Regions from separate parts of the Mus musculus genome. Here region 2 is linked to region 1. Evidence: chromatin loops called from intact Hi-C (ENCODE). Cell type or tissue: left cerebral cortex. All regions are shown on one strand. Links, peaks and the distances in the headings refer to the core of each region. The heading gives the core; the rest is flanking DNA.

Region 1 (5,374 bases), core at 80-5,079:
ATGATTACAAAATAGAACAGTGCTGCAATAAAAGATGTTTGAAACTTGCAAATTTTGTATTTCTAGAACTTCCCATCTGACGTTTTCAGACCATAGTTAACCAGACATAATTGAAATAGTGTTTAAGGGGAAAGGGACTACTGCATATGTAAAGCCAGTATTTCTTCCACGGTCACCATCACAGGTCAGCTTTGGATAGCCTGTGGAAATGTTAACATGGCAGGCCTTTCATCATGATCCTCAAAGTCCCAAACCCAGGAAGTTGGAGCATGCTGCCTATGGGGGAAGCCTTTTTCTTGTGATAGTGTGGTGATTTGAGTCTGCTTGGCCCATGGGAAGTGGCACTATCAGGAGGTGTGGCCTTGTTGGAGGAGGTGTGGCCTTGTTGGAGGAGGTGTGGCCTTGTTGGAGGAGGTGTGGCCTTGTTGGAGGAGGTGTGGCCTTGTTGGAGGAGGTGCCTTACTGTGGGAATGGGCTTTGGTGACCTATGTTTAAGCTCTGCCTAGGACAGAATAGAGTTCCCTTCTAGCTGCCTTTTGGATCAAGATGTAGATAGAACTCTCAGCTCTTTCTCCAGCACCAAATCTACCTGCATGCTGCCATATTTCCCACCAGGAAGATGATGAACTAAACCTCTGAAACTGTAAGCCAGCCCTAACTGAATGTTGTCCTTTAAGAAAGTTGCTTTGGGGATTGTGTCTCTTCACAGCCATGAAACTCTACGATAGGTGAAGACTCGGATTGGTCAGATAGCGTTCTCAAAAATCCCACCTCCCACAGGTCTGCTGTGCATTGGCTACCTGGCCATGACTAGACTCATTTAGCCATTCTTACATCAAATAGCCCTAGCCTGAAACTGTGGAAAGCACTGGTCCTGAGGTACCAGTCTCTGGGACACCACTCAGCATAGGATAACAAGTGGTTTGTATCCCAGGCTGTGCTCAGACCTGGCGGTTGACAAGTTCAGCTTCAGTGGGACAAACAGCAAGCTGACATTCTGGAAGACAGACTGTTCCCCCAGGAGGTTCAAAGGCCAGAGGAGATACGTGAGGCCTGTCCTTAGAGTGGTGCCAGGGCTTCTTTCTCTTTAAGGCAGAGCTTGCGTATCCACTTATTTGTTAGTGTTACTTGGAGTGTGTAAGAATGTCCATCTTGAATACGCTGATCTGACTGTATTCTCCCCTCCACCCCGCTGTGCCCAGATGGAGCAAGAAGGTCCTGATCTTTGCCCTGCTGGCCAGCATGTGCCCTTGTGGGACTGCCTCCCTGTGCTTCCTCAGCTCCACACTCTTGGCTCCTGCCCCTGGCAATTCTCCTCACTCCCCCACAGCCCGGCCTGGCAGGGATTCTCCTCTTTCTACCTGCCTAAGGTCAGGAGTGCCGGTGTCTCTCAGGGTACTCTGTGTATCCACACTGCATGGCTCATAGTTGCCATTGCACATCTAGATAACCCTGAGCCTTCCTTCCCTTCATCATCAGAGCCTGGCCTAGTGTTTAGGCTTTCCGTAAGCCTGGCTTCTGAGGGAAGGCCACCAGACCACAGCCGCTGGATAGGCGGGAGTTAGATGAGGTATGGATGTTGGGGGTGGGTGTAGCTAGAGGCTGACTCTGTGTGAGGTACCCCACACCCTAACCCCACCTTCCTCTCATCAAGGACGTTGGGGGTGGGTGTAGCTAGAGGCTGACTCTGTGTGAGGTACCCCACACCCTAACCCCACCTTCCTCTCATCAAGGACTCATCTTCCCACCGTGCAGGTCCAGGGGACTTACAGAGTCAAGCAGCCCAGACTGCCTATGCTCTATGAGGCTTCAAATCTTCTCTCTTCCCACACTGCAGATCTAGCCTAAAGCTTGTTATGGCTCAGAACACATCTGCTCCCCAAAAGCATCCCAGACACACAGGCAAGGCAGCATTTCCCTTGGAGAGAGGGTGTTGGGAGTTCTGGATCTCTGGTGCCTTCTAAGGTACAGAGATCTTTGCAAGACACAAACACCCTCCCTGTCTCCAGCAGTGGATCATTCTCATAGAAGCAATCTGACCATGGAACTGATTCCTACCGGAAGGATTGCTCAGCGTGACCGTCAAGTCACCATTGACTGGGGGCCAGGACTTTTTCCTCTGCAGGTGAGCTTAGAGCCAAGAACCGGCCACATCCCTGGTCGCCCAGAGCCACAGGTCTGACCAGTCCCTTTCTCCACAGCAGAGAGACATAAACTCACACACTGATCGTTCAGTGAGAAACACTGGGACAGAGCACAGCCAGGACTCCCGGGAGGACCTATGAGCTGGGCCCCCAAGGCTGACAAGGGAAGGTCTGTTATGTGGGATGTCTCCCTGGGGACTTCCTCTCTGGCTGTCAGTAGAGCTGGTTCCATCTATGCATTTAACCCCCCTTTTCATTCATAAGGACATCCCGGACCACTCTCCTTCCACAGAGCAGAACTCCGAGCAAATAGGGAGGAAATGTCTGCTTTTTGCTGAGATGGATTCTATCTACATCTCCTCTGCATGCAACATCCGCAGCAAAAGCACTCTATGTTTTTAATAGAGAAACTGGCATGGGGTCTCATATCTCTAATCCCCTAGCCCTTGGCAGACTGAGGCTGGGGCATCATGAGTTTGAGGCCAGTCTGGGCTACATAGTATGGCCCTGTTTCAAAAAAGAGAGGCAAAATTAAAAACTTAACTGGGCTCACAAGCCCCAGAGTCCTGAGGGCACTCTGGGCCCTGGGTGTGTGCACCTACCCAACAGCGTAGGGTACCTGTGAAGGGGCACAGCGGGCCACACACCGGCACAGGCCTTGCAGATGGGGTGCTCACTGCAGAAGACCCTCCTCTTCAGAATGGGAGTCACTAAGGAAGTTGAAAAGAAGCCAGGTGTATCTTGTAAGCCACCCTCACCCATGCCCAGTAGCAGGTCTTACCTAGCCTCTCTGATTCCTCGTATGCCCCTCACAAAGTTCCCTTCTAACAAGTCTGCCAGCTGAGCTGCTTAGGAGCGCTTGATTCCCCATGGACCCTACCTGCCGAAGTCTCCAGGAGCCAGGCCTGCAGTTTCACATGGCGGCCACTGGGTGTCACTGTTGAAAAGTCGTCCTGAAACCTGCCTTGACCACTCATCGGCTCCCTTGTCTTTAATGCTAGCCTTCTCAGGCATCCATGCAGCTGCAGACACTGGGCAGGACTCGAATCTTGAGGGTCTTCAAAGATGAACCGTACATGGTTTGAAGGCCATTCCTCCACAAGAAGTCTTACTTCTCTGGATTTAAGCAATGTTTTGTGCCTGTTAGATGTTTCTGCTTTCAAAGGAAACTGTTGATTGCCCTGGGCTTCCTAGGCAGAGACCATTACCTCTATCCCAGCTGGCTGCTCTACAAAGTGGGGGCTGTGGCCGACTTAGCTAAACTCACCAGAAAAACAATCTCGGGTGCCACCCCTTCTTTGAGAAAATGGGTCCCTTCCCGCCATGTGCTGGAAGATCTTTTTACACCCGTCTGAAAGTTCTTGAAATAAAAATTTCACCCTGCTACCGCTCATGACAGAATTATTGTCCCAGATTAGTGGATTTTATTTGTTTGCTTATTTGAGACCATGTAGCCTTGGCTGTCCTGAACTCACAGATTCACCTGTCTCTGCCTCCTTGGTGCTGGGATTAAAGGTCTCCATACCTTTTAGCAGTCATGCCAGAAGATCCCTTCATAGATGTTTGTGAGCCACCATGTAGTTGCTGGGAATTGAACTCAGGACCTCCGGAAGAGCAGTCAGTGCTCTTAACTGCTGAGCCATCTCTCCAGCCCCCCACTTTTTAAGCAGCAAGAGGTATTGAACATGCAGGAGGGTGACAGAGTTGCAGTCCCTAAAACATTTAAAGATGATGATAAAAACCCTCAAATCTGTGGTTGCGGGCCCTTACAGAGCAAAGGGGGTTTTAGTGGTATAATTAGGTTAGGGACCTTAAAGGGATGGTCAGCCAGGAGTGTGAGGCAGCAGTATTTATATAATTTACAATGAGCCTGAAGAGCATGTGTGTGTGGTGTGTGTGTGTGTGTGTGTGTGTGGTGTGTGTGGAGTGTGTGTGTGTGAGTGTGCTCGTGTGAGTTTCTATTGCAGTGAAATTCCTCTTTGTCTGAGTTGTTTGGTATTTGCTTCAGGGAAAGGAGGCAGTACACTCAAAATTCGCGCACACACACACACTAATAATATTGTGTGAAATTACTTTGGGTCATAAATTAATTTCATGTGTAGACCCGGGTTTGATGCTTTGATCTATATTGTCTTTCATCATCTTGGGCAGGGCAGACTCAGGCAGGGACAGTGGGTGCCACTCCTACAGTAGAAAACTGTCCAGGAGGTGACAATGAGACTGTTGCGTGCACAGCATTTGCTGTGTGCGGCATGTACGATACCTGAGATTTCATCTCACCCTGGCAAGTTACCCAATAGGAATCAGGCATTCGTACCACTTTAAAGGTGGGGAAGTGAGGCAAGCTCTAACTCCCCAAGGTCAGATTGTCAGCGTCACCCTGGAGGGTGGAAGCTATCCTGTCACCCAGCTCCTGCTGTTCAGAGGGTAAATGTTTGCATCTTATAGCCTGTCTGTAAGGCAAGAAAGTCCAGCGGCTCCAAGCTTCCATTCTACCCGATCCAGGCAACCTGGTGGCTTCCTTGTGTCCTTCCCACAGCAAGAGAACACAACTGGAACAGCTGTGAACCTCACACCCTGCTTTTCCTACAATTCTGGCAGCCAGAGGTTCAAAGCCTTTCTCTTGGAGAGCCTAGGGGAAAGTTTTCTGTTTCCTGCAGAGGATTTAAGTGGGCTCCAGAGTTTCTGTACGTGCTTTTGGCTTACTCATGTTCTGTCTTGCTTTCCTGTGGATGCCAGTGGCTGTCAAGGCCTCTTGGATAATTTGGATCCCATTCCAGTCTCCAATCCTTACCTTGTCACATCTGCAAAGTCCTCCCTTGTTGCTATGTGAGGTAACATTTGAAGCTCCGGGGATCGGAACCTAGAGGATAGGTGGGGAATTTCATTATTTATCTCACTACCCCAACATCCCAGGGATCCACTGTGGGGTGCCACGGGGCAACATGCTAAGTGAGCTTGGAAATACGAACCTCAAACACCATTTGTGGAGTGTAAGAGATTAAGCTTGTCCCGTTCCTGCCTAATCAACCAGCAGGATATTGTTGATGTTTGGGTATTGCTGGTGCTGGGACACGAACCCAGGGCCTCCGGCCTGCTAGAGTGAATAAAGATCTTTGAAACACTGAGGACTGGGGCTAACAGGGAGGCACGGGGCGGGTCTGTACCACAGTTCGAAGGCCCTGTCTCTAGAGTGCACCGGTGTGCCGGATGCCTTCCTCCCACCGATA
Region 2 (5,374 bases), core at 245-5,244, 57 kb after region 1:
GCCCCAGGAGGCTGCGCTCTGCTAGTCCCCATGTGACAACCACAATGTGCACAAAGCTCCTGCATCCTCAGAACTGTTCTATTAATATACACGGGACACCTGAAACCGAGCTAAGCCAACATCACAAAGCAATTGAATTGTAGGGGTACAGCCCAAACACACTCTGATCAAATTTCAAAGGCTTTTAGCATTTTCCTCAACAGCAATACTAAGTTTATTTGTGTGGAATTCTTTTTAAGTCCTAAAAAAAACAAATTGGATTTGTTCTACTAACAAGTACTTCAAAACACCACTATGGGATATCAGGGGTAACCAGACCTAAGCGACCAAAAGGCTGAGGTGGGTGTGGTGGCATGTGCCCACAATCCCAGCATTTAAGAGCTACAGACAGGAGGATCAGTTCAAAGCTAACCTAAGCTGTACAGAGCTCAAGGCCAGCATGGTTATGGGAGACCTTCTTAACACCCCCCCCACACACACACAAACACATACACACAATCATGCAACAACAAAACCAAAGGGGTGGGGGGCGTGGTGACACCTTTAAGAAGCAGCAAGTGAATCGCTGAGTCTGGGAGCAGCCTGGCCCACAAAGGGAATTCCAGGCCAGTCAGGGCCATCCATGCTCTTTGGAGAGCCTGTCTCTAAACAAACAAGCCAAGCCAACACTGAGAGGAGATAGCTCCACCAAATGCTTGCTTGCCTTACAAGCCGGAAGATCTGAGTTAAATCCCGGAACTCATATTAAAACAAAGCGGGTGTGGTGGCACATGTTTCTAACCCCAGAGCTGGGGTTACTGAGCCGGGCAGCAAGGCAGCCCCCCACCCCCCGAAGCCTGCTGACCAGTGAGAACCCCTGCCTCAGAGACAAGCAAAGGAAATAAGGAGCAGGCAGACAGTGTCTCAGCAACACCACACCACACCACACCAGGCTGTCCTTGGGCTTGACATGCACGTGTGCACACAGACCAAAACAAAAGGACCCCAAACCTCCAAGAACCAGGTGTGGGACAGGGTCATCCCAAGAGAACCACGTACAGCCCAGCTATTCAGAAGCTGAGGCAAGTGCATCATTTGACTTCGGGAGCCTGAATCTGGCTTAGGTAGCACAAACATCAAAGCCCCTGTGTGTCTATGTGTCCTTGGAAATGGAGCACTCAATAGTAACACAGACTCCTTCCTGCTTGCACTGCAGGGGCAGCCTAGCGCATATGGGAAGCTAGCACAGAGGACTGAAAGCAGAAAGTAAAGTCAACAGACTATAGACATGCACGCACGGCTGAGACCACACTGGTCCAAAGCAGCAGTGGTCGGGACAGTGCAGCCAGCCACAGGCTGGGCGCTGCACGGGGCCACACCAACCCCCGATGAAAAAGAAACCAAAGGGCTCAGGTAACATCAAAGAGCCCAAACACAAGTTCTCCTTTCCTGCTGGCTATGTACCTGCTCCATGAAGGGAATCCTGCTCTCTAAAGGAAATCACATGCAAAGTAACTAGTTTTAGGCTACGGGGACATCTTTCCCTGCTACGAGGTGCACAGGGGCGTCAGGAGACATGGCGCAGCAGAAGGCACTGTGCATTATTATGTATGCATCGTGGTAGGGAGATGGCAAAGGGATGCTTGCTAAGCCCCGTGCTGGAGACTGAAGCAGTGAGTGGCTCAGGGTCAAGGAAGATGATAAAGACATATAACACAAACAAAAATCAATTTGACAGAGAGCAAAAGGACCCAGCAAGGCTACCAGAAGTCTCCCCTCCATAAAAGCAATGAGAAGCCTGGAGAAGTCATCAGAACCAACCACTTCTGGATTCTGGAAACCAGCAAAAGTGTGCAGCGGTCTAGAAATACTTGATTTAAGAAAGGTGGCAGGTGGGCGGGGGAGCTGGCTTAAGTCCTGCAAACCTGAGCTTGGACCCCAGAACCTGGGCAAAAACCTAGTGCTGATGGAGTGAGGACCTGGGACCCTAGGGATAAGGGCAGAAGTGTATAAGGGCAGCTAGCCTGGCCCTCACGGCAGCGAACGAGGAGACAGACACGGGCAAATCATTACTCTTGTTCTCAACATTAAAACCAAACCAAGCCAGACTGACTGCTGGCAGAGTGCTTGCGTAGCAGATCGGGCCCTAGGTTTAATTCACAGTACTTATAAACAGATCAAATAAAGCTAGGCACGGTGGTCCATGCCTGTAATTCCAGCATTTGGAACTGAGTTGAGGCAGGACTGGGGGTTCTACGCCAGCCTGGGGCATACAACAGGAAGACTGATGCGCAATGAGCTGACACACTGCAGTGCTCAGTGAAACAGCCCAGCACTGGGCATGGAATAAAGAGGAAGTGAGGTCCAGGCACAGGGCAAGCAGCAGCAGCAGAAACTGACCAAAGGATGCCTGATACTCCTCACTCAGACAATGGCAAATTTGTAAAACCTCAAGAACTACGGAGAACCACTTCTGCATGACTGGAGGCCAACAGGAGAGTCCAGCTCACTGGAGACAATGAAGAAGCGCAGTCACAGGGAAGCCCAGCGCTGAGGGGCACGGTGAATGAGATGGGAAACGCACTGAGCTCCACAGCACAGAGAGGCGTTGGCAGACTCGAGGCTGCTTGAGACGACCTAGGCTGAGAACTTCTTAGCTTAGCATGCGCATTATTGCTTGCACCTTTTGAATGTTAGGTGTTCAGACTCAGGCTGGAGGGACTGGAAAGGAGAAGTGCTGTATACAGAATGCTGTTTGGCAAGTACCCAGCACAACAGTTTGGTCACAAATGTTTGGTATGACACAAAAGAATCCTACCCTAATAATAGTTTTGAGACACATAAGAAGCCTAGTATGAAGATGTCATGATAGTGCTTTGTGTGCTAATTTAAAAAGAAAATAAAAAGACAGGAAGGAAGGAAGAAAGGAAGGATGGACAGAGGGAAGGAAGGGGCAGGTCTGAAGTATTATTCACACACAATTAGGCTTGACTAAGATTAGCACACTTGCGCCTCTGGTGGGTCCTCGGACTCTGCCTGCTGGTGACGGAGACGGAGAATGCAAAGCCACGATCCCTGCTTTTCCAAAGGCACACACCCTACTATCTCCTAACCTCTGTTGTAGGCAACATACCTTGGGGTCAAGCAGTTTCTCTGTAAATCTCCACATTTCTCATATTTTAAGACTTTTGTTCCCTCCAGTGCAGGGAACCAAACCCACGACCTTGTGTCAACACAGTATGAGGTTCTCATCCCCAGCTGAGAGACTCAGTTTCTCACTTCTCAATCATTTCTAATGAATAAAGTGAGATCCCTTTATAACGCTGTGATCTCCGGGCTGAATACACACATGCAGCCACTTGCACATGAGAGGCCGACCGCTCCCTCCAGCAGAGCAGTGCACAGACTCGACGGCAGAGTAGCCTGGTGCACACAGCAAACTTTAAACATGCGCATAGGTTAACTAGCTCTAAATCTCCATGCGCCCAGATGACAGGATTGGATCAGTCTGGTTAGCTCTAGGACCTTATGTGCTATTCCTCATTAGACCTACGCTGTATCTGAACCCAGTGTGATGTGCGATGTGCTGTTGGCCAGAGTCAACACGACCACACAAGTTCTTTCAACGGACGCTTAGAAACAAATACATGTGTTTCTGTCACTTGAGTGTAAAGACGTGGTGGTTGCTATTTACGTCTTCATGTGTGTGAGCATGTGTCTCTGTGTGAGTGCATGCACCAGCAGGGACCCCGGTGCCCATGAGGAGGTCGGAAGACAAGCTGAGGGAGCCCCTTCTCTCCTTCCACCCTGTGGGCTCGAGGGATCCAACTCAGGCTGTCTGACTCAGGGTCTTTACTCAATGAGCCCTGGGGCCAGCTCAGGTTTTTACAATGTATATCAAAGGCCAAGTCTTACTAAAATCATATTGTGAGACTCAGAGGCTGGCACAAATACATTACTTAACATTTGAAACAAATGTTTATTAGAACTAAAATCACCCCTAAACATTTCTGTCTCTAATTCCTAGTTCTTACTCAGTCAAGGCTCTCAACACAAAGTCTTCAAGACCTCAGCAACTTAAATCAGCCGACCCATTCCTGCCCTTCCCCGCTAGCGGGACTGCTGTTTTCTCTGACTGTGGGTTACAGTTCTGGGGTATATTTAACTCTTCGCCTCTCTTTTTGTTGTTTGTTTTGTTTGAAACAGGGTTTCACTCTGAAGACCAGGGTGGTCTAGAACTCACAGAGGTCTGCCTGCCAAAGGCCAGTGCAGCCCCGCCTGTCTTCCCCCACCCTTAGGCAATTGGACTGACTCCAGCGTTCCAACCATGCCTAAGGCTGCGTAACAATCTTCATGCGAGGCTCTTCCTTGTGGAAACAAACTAGACAAAAGAATTTATTTGCATTTAGTTCCTTTCTTGCTTCTTTCCTTTGATGCCAACCCGGCTTGCAAAAGGACGCTAGTGTTTTACCTGACGTCCATTTGAGTTTAAATTGCATGGTATGGTGAAGAAAATATTAATAAGTGCTTCTTGCTTGTTGTGGCTTTTAGATCCATGCCTTTGAGGTATATTATTAAATACGAACCAATGCAACTTATTTATCGCACCTCCTATTTGACTGGTTCATGGATTTACCGGTGCTCATCCCCCTGCCTCAGCACACCTGTGAGGGGAGTTTAGGCACAGGCATCATTCCCGGCCCCGCATGGCGTGTGGCTACTGGTTGTAGCGGCTCTCTGGCCCACTTCCTTGGTGCCTCTGACGCCTTCCCGCTCACCTGTTTTTAAGATGTGCCTCTAGGTCACAGCGCTGCATCACATCTTGGCACACGGGAGAGAACGGACACAGGACCAGCAGTTTGTCCAGCAGCTTGTGGACCAGGATGCTAGACTTCTTACACAGCTTGAAATGAAGCCGCTTGCGGTCCAGCGGGCAGAAATCCTTCTCCTGCAGGAAGTTTCTGAGGCACTTGTGGCAGAACGTGTGTCCGCAGGGCGTGTCGAGCGGCTGGAGCAGGGGCTGGAGGCAAATGTGGCACACGAGGTCGTCGTCCACCTCCCCCTGGTAGTTATACAGGTGGTTTTCTCTCGCCCAGTGCTGCTGGCCGCACTCGAAGCACAGGGGATCTAGGGAGGAGGTCGAGGAGGCCTGCTCCACGGGCACCATCTCGTCACTGGTTGTTCCCATTGTGAATCGGCAGTTCCCGGAGGCTCATGGGTCTAACACTTGCGGGGTGCGTGTCTGCCTAAAGCCAAGTGCCAACAAAAGTGTATTAGAAACAAAGTAGTAATAAAAATAATAAAGGAAATTAATTTCCCCGGTGAGTGAGAAAGGTTCTCTCTGCCAAGCTCTGCACAAAGAACTTGCAAGCCAAAGCAAAGGCCCACGTGTCAC

What was found. A loop is a pair of places that touch in the nucleus more often than their neighbours do. Peaks named below come from ENCODE experiments on the same cell type or tissue, not always from the same donor. Only the 100,000 strongest peaks of a DNase experiment are listed, where the experiment ranks them.
Region 2: a loop joins it to region 1, with 2.1 times the contacts of the local background. A loop is called at or near these places in 2 of 42 quality-filtered maps.

Annotation. Positions count from the first base shown.
Region 1 is chr5:146,980,333-146,985,706 of GRCm38, forward strand. It overlaps the pseudogene Gm46936. Among named protein-coding and RNA genes, the nearest start is that of Mtif3, 19 kb to the left of the region's middle. In left cerebral cortex, for the core only: a CTCF peak has its summit at 3,073 (motif pointing right); a DNase peak (open chromatin) is centred at 3,076.
Region 2 is chr5:147,037,274-147,042,647 of GRCm38, forward strand. It overlaps Lnx2 (ligand of numb-protein X 2), which reads right to left. Exons shown (of 10, transcript NM_080795.4): 2 at 4,758-5,225. The coding sequence starts at 5,167. Among named protein-coding and RNA genes, the nearest start is that of Lnx2, 37 kb to the right of the region's middle. In left cerebral cortex, for the core only: no CTCF peak of the experiment used is centred there; a DNase peak (open chromatin) is centred at 2,265; H3K27ac peaks cover 1,398 bases.